Regions from separate parts of the Homo sapiens genome. Here region 2 is linked to region 1. A link is an interaction called in ENCODE POLR2A ChIA-PET data of the cell type or tissue named here. Cell type or tissue: B cell. All regions are shown on one strand.

Region 1 (2,500 bases):
AAGGCAGATTGATTGTCTGAGCTCAGGAGTTCGAGAACACCCAGGACAACATGGTGAAACCCCGTATCTACTAAAAATACAAAAAAAAATTAGCCAGGCATGATGGCACCGCCTGTAGTCCCAGCTACTCAGGAGGCTGAGGCAAGAATCACTAGAATCCTGGAGGCGGAGGTTGCAGTGAGCCGAGATTGCACCACTGCACTCCAGCTTGGGCTACAGAGTGAGACTCCATCTCAAGGAAAAAAAAAAAAAAAACAGCCTAAGAGGGAAACATCATGGGGTTGGGTGGTATAATTCTTTCACAGTGTACCTCACTGCATAAACATTTTATTGAGGATGGCAAGTGCTACCTTGTTTCATGTCTAGTTTATTCTAACAGGTAGTCTCATTTTTTAGTGGCCAGCACTTTAATAGCTCTAAAGTACCTGAACTGTGCCCACTAGTTAAATGGTGGCTTTGGCTCTGAGATCCCCTTGACCAACTTACCCAGTGATTTTTTTCCTACCTAAGCATGCAAGAAAACCTAACAAAAAGGATAGAATTCAAATTCCAGCAGATTCCAAAAGCCAGAGTTCATGCCTCCTGCAGTAATAACCACTTAGAGCAACACTGTCTTAAAATGCAGCTCCTTGTTACCTGAGTCCATGAGTAAGGTAAACAACTAAAAAACAAACAAACCCCCCCCCCCCAAAAAAGAAAAAAAACTGCAGCTCTTAAACCAGACTTAATGGCACAGACCTGTAATCCTATAATCCCAGGCACTCAGAGCAAAGGCAGAAGGATCGCTTGAGCCCAGTAGTTTGAGGCAGTAATGTCCTGTGATTGTGCTTGTGAATAACCACTGCACTCCAGCCCGGAAAATAGCATCAGACCCCTGTCTCTTCTTTTTGTTTGTTTTTTCTTTTTGTTTTCTGCTTGTTTCTTTCTTTGTTTGTTTGAGACAAATGATTCCTATGCCTCAGCCTCCCGAGTAGCTGGGATTATAGGGGCGCACCACCACACTTGGCTAATTTTTGTATTTTTAGTAGACGGGGTTTTGCTATGTTGGCCAGGCTGATCTCAAGCAATCCACCTGCCTCTCAAAGTGCTGGGGTTACAGGCATGCGCCACCGCACCCAGCCAAGACAAAACTGCAGCTCTTGCCAATGACTTGTCAGCCACTGCAAACCACAAAAGGTCATGCACTGTCTCACAGCATAAACTAATCCTAAATTCAAAAGCCAAAAAAAAAAAAAGGAGTCCACCCGAGCGGAACTTACCTATAACCCTTGAGGCTCCATGAGGAAGACCGAGGACCTCAAAAGGCATCTGTGGCTCTGTGGCACCTCTCTGATATTCCTCCGGGAGTCTCAGAAGTCATCAGCAGTGTCCTTTAGGTCCCTTTGTCAGTTGCCAGAACTGTCAAAAGACAAAATTACAATGAATTTAGTTTACAAATCTTTTTTTTTTTTTTTTTTGAGACAGAGTCTCTCTCCGTCGCCCAGGCTAGCATGCAGTGGCGCGATCTCAGCTCACTGCAACCTCCACCTCCCAGGTTCAAGCGATTCTCTTGCCTCAGCCTCCCAAGTAGCTGGGATTACAGGTGTACACCACCATGCCCAGCTAATTTTTGTATTTTAGTAGAGATGGGGTTTCACCATATTGGCCAGGCTGGTCTTGAACTCCTGACCTCAAGTGATCTGCCCGCCTCGGCCTTCCAAAGTGTTGGGATTATAGGCGTGAGCCACCGCACACGCCTTTTAGAAATTTTTTTTTTTTTGTTTTTTGAGACAGAGTTTCGCTCTTGTTGCCCAGGCTGGAGTGCAATGGCACGATCTCGGCTCACTGCAACCTCTGCCTCCCGGGTTCAAGCAATTCTCCTGCCTCAGCCTCCTGAGTAGCTGGGATTACAGGCATGCGCACCATGCTCAGCTAATTTTGTATTTTTAGTAGAGAGGGGGTTCTCCATGTTGGTCAGGCTGGTCTCGAACTCCCGACTTCAGGTGATCCGCCCACCTCGGCTTCCCAAAGTGCTGGGATTACAGGCTTGAGCCACTGCGCCCGGCCTCAGCTTTTATAAATCTTAATTGGCTTTTATTTTCTATTCTAGAATCGGGCAACATCTCATTCTATAGAGTGAGTGTTTTGATGAGCTGAGCAAAGGAGGTTGGGTTTGTAGATAGAAAAGGGCCAAGGAAAGTAGAAACAGAGAATACAAAGCAGATTGGTTGTTTCAGGTATTTTCCCTATAAAGGTCAAAGCAAAGGGGCCTTCCTTATCCTGCCAGCTAACACCAGTCTGTTTGAGGATTTGGCCATTATCTGTCTCTCCTGATTACTCAGAAGGTCAAATAAACTTAGTTTCAGCTTGGTCTTGTGGAAGGTGAGTAACTGCATTTTGGTTTGGTCTTTTGGGCATAGTAGAAGAGCTCAGTCCAAACCAATGGCCTCTTATAATTTAATTTTATTTATTTATTTACTTTTGAGACAGGGTCTCACTCTGTCATGAGGATGGCAGGTGC
Region 2 (2,500 bases), 240 kb after region 1:
CGTAGCCCCATTATAGAAATGAAAACACAGGCACAGAGAGATTAAGTTTCACATCGAAAGTCACATGGATAATAAGATGTGATACCAAAGTTTGAACCCAGATCTGTTTATATGTATTGTACCATACTGCTTTTCAGGAAACTGTCTGCGATGCTAAGATAGATCTCAGTGGGTATCTGCTGGCTACTATGGAGGTCATTCTCCTACCCTCGCACCTTTGCCAGGGACACTAGGGGAGGCAAACTGAAATTTTTCTTCTGTATCTCTCTTTCAGCTGCAGTTGATGGAGTGAGGATGAGCAGAACCCTGCTTAAAGAGAGGGAGGCAATAGGTGGTGGCTACATGCTCCTGGTAAGCCTCCTGAAGTCCCCAGGTTGGGAGGCATCTCAGGGCTCTTTTTTGTGGGTTGCATCTACGGAATCTCCATCAATGGATGTAGAGAAGTTTGAGTTTCATGGAGTCGAAGACCTGGGTTGGGCCACTTAGGAGAAGGTGAAGAGAAGGGGGTAGGAGGCTACTTTGTAGGAGTGACCAGATCTGGGCTGGGAGCCCTTTAATTTAGGTGTATAGCTCTGCTCGATACAACCTAGCCCTGGTGACAAGCAAGGGTCATTTTCTGCATCCCCCTTTCCCACATTATATTTCACAGGAATGAGCTAATTTTCACATGACACCCACATGGCTCTTTTTCTGTTTCTTCCTCTTGGAGAGTGAGGGCTCTCGCTCTTGAAACCGTTTCTAGAAACTGTTCTGAGAAAACTTGTCTGATTCCTCCTAGACTCTCCGATGACCCTCAGGCTGGGTTAGGCACTTCTTCTCTGTGGCTCCAGGGGCACCCTGTGCTTGGCCTTTTCATAGCACTTTTCACATGTGCTGTGGGGTTGAGTGTATCTATTTCACAGTATTGTTGTGGGATAATATATGTAAAGTAATTGAGCTTGGTCTAGGGTTTTGTTATGGTGATTGTCTACTTGTCAGTCATGTCCATTGTAAGCTTTGAAGGAAGGGACTGTATCTTTGATACCTTGCACTGCACCCAGGACATGAATATTCAGTAAAATTCTGATGAAAGAATGAATGAATTGAATACAATGAATTAAAGAGAAGCAAAGGTAGAGGATGAGTATGCTTTTCTTGAACCATTTAAATCTATATAAATAATAAGCATACAATTCCTGATAATTTCAGTGAGAAAAATTCTTTATTTAAAATAGGCTAGATTTTTTATACTAGATTAAATAAAATACTCTATAAATGAGAATTTTAAATTAAATTATACCAAACCCAGTAATACCAGTCAGGAGTTTTCCACCAATCCCCATTTAATAAAGTTTAAATGAATTAGCTTAGAATTATGAGGATATTTGCCTTTGCTTAGAGAAAAAAGCAGTGCCATGTTTCCTGAATATAATAGTGTCATGCTGGTAAGAGAAATTCTATAATGCTTAAGACAGCTAAGAAAAAGTGATGATCAAATGCTGAGACCCTTAGAACCTTGCTCTGATGTTATTAATAGTGTTTCTAAATCACAGAGACAATTGACACATTTTATTTCAACAAGATATTGAAAGCAAGAAGGGGACCTACACTATTTCTAGCCACTTGCATTTATTAATATATGCTTAGCGCTTTTAATGCCTTTGCTGCAGAAGGGTAATAAGTGTTTTAGCAAAAAGGTACACTGTGGGGACAAAGCTGGGAAGCTTGTGCATACAGAAAGTAGCTAATATCTTAGAGCTGTCAGGGCTCTTGGAAATGCCATGCGTCATGCATCATCTCGGGCTCCTGGGCTTTGTTTCCTGGCATGGATGTTTGCAGAGAGTTTGGGGCCATCGTGGTATCCATGGTTGCTTCTTCCTGGAAATCCACGGATGTGGTCATGTCAGCATCGTAGGTCCTATAAACATCAGCTAATTCAGGGGTCATCAGTGGGTCAGCAGCTGCTGGGGTGACGCTGGGGAGTCCCTTCATCTTCCCTGAAGGGCTCCTTGGCAGGCCGGGAATGTCATCCTTAGGGAGAGCAAGGAGCCCTGCGTGGGGAGCAGGTTCTAGCTCTGTAAGGAAAGCTGGGTTTTCTAGATTGTCTGGGTTGGCCTCCGGCATAGGGGAGCCTTGTGCACCTCCTTCTTCGTTCTCAGGGCCTTTGGTGGCAGCCACTGGGGAGTCAAATTCCAGAGTGAAGTCACCGCCCATAGCTGGGTTGTGGGGCATTCCCTCAAAGCCGGGCCTCATGCCTCCAAATCCTGGAAACATGGCTCCATAGGCCATTGGGTCTTCTCTCCCGCCCTGGAAAAAAAAACATTCGTCAAAGATGCCATCATCACATGCTATTAACTATACCATGCAGCTATACCTGGTCACATTCACCAAGGATCTCTAAAAAACTGGTGGAGAATAGGAAGTTGGCTGATTGATAGCTTTGTGTAAGCTCATTTCTCACTAAACTGGCTTTGAAACATAATGAAGAGGATTCTGCACTTATCTGGGTGGATCTCGGCAT

The links. Peaks named below come from ENCODE experiments on the same cell type or tissue, not always from the same donor. Only the 100,000 strongest peaks of a DNase experiment are listed, where the experiment ranks them.
Region 2: POLR2A ChIA-PET joins it to region 1 with 5 read pairs; 3 of 35 experiments call an interaction of 5 or more read pairs at or near these places.

Annotation. Positions count from the first base shown.
Region 1 is chr4:70,843,031-70,845,530 of GRCh38, reverse strand. It overlaps LOC124900710 (a long non-coding RNA gene), which reads right to left. Exons shown (of 3, transcript XR_007058131.1): 2 at 1,260-1,398. It also overlaps a transcript of GRSF1 not described here. Among named protein-coding and RNA genes, the nearest start is that of GRSF1, 4.4 kb to the right of the region's middle. In B cell, no CTCF peak of the experiment used is centred here; DNase peaks (open chromatin) are centred at 1,170 and 2,400; H3K27ac peaks cover 418 bases.
Region 2 is chr4:70,605,971-70,608,470 of GRCh38, reverse strand. It overlaps AMBN (ameloblastin), which reads right to left. Exons shown (of 13, transcript NM_016519.6): 13 at 1,183-2,286. The coding sequence ends at 1,741. Among named protein-coding and RNA genes, the nearest start is that of AMBN, 15 kb to the right of the region's middle. In B cell, no CTCF peak of the experiment used is centred here; no DNase peak of the experiment used is centred here.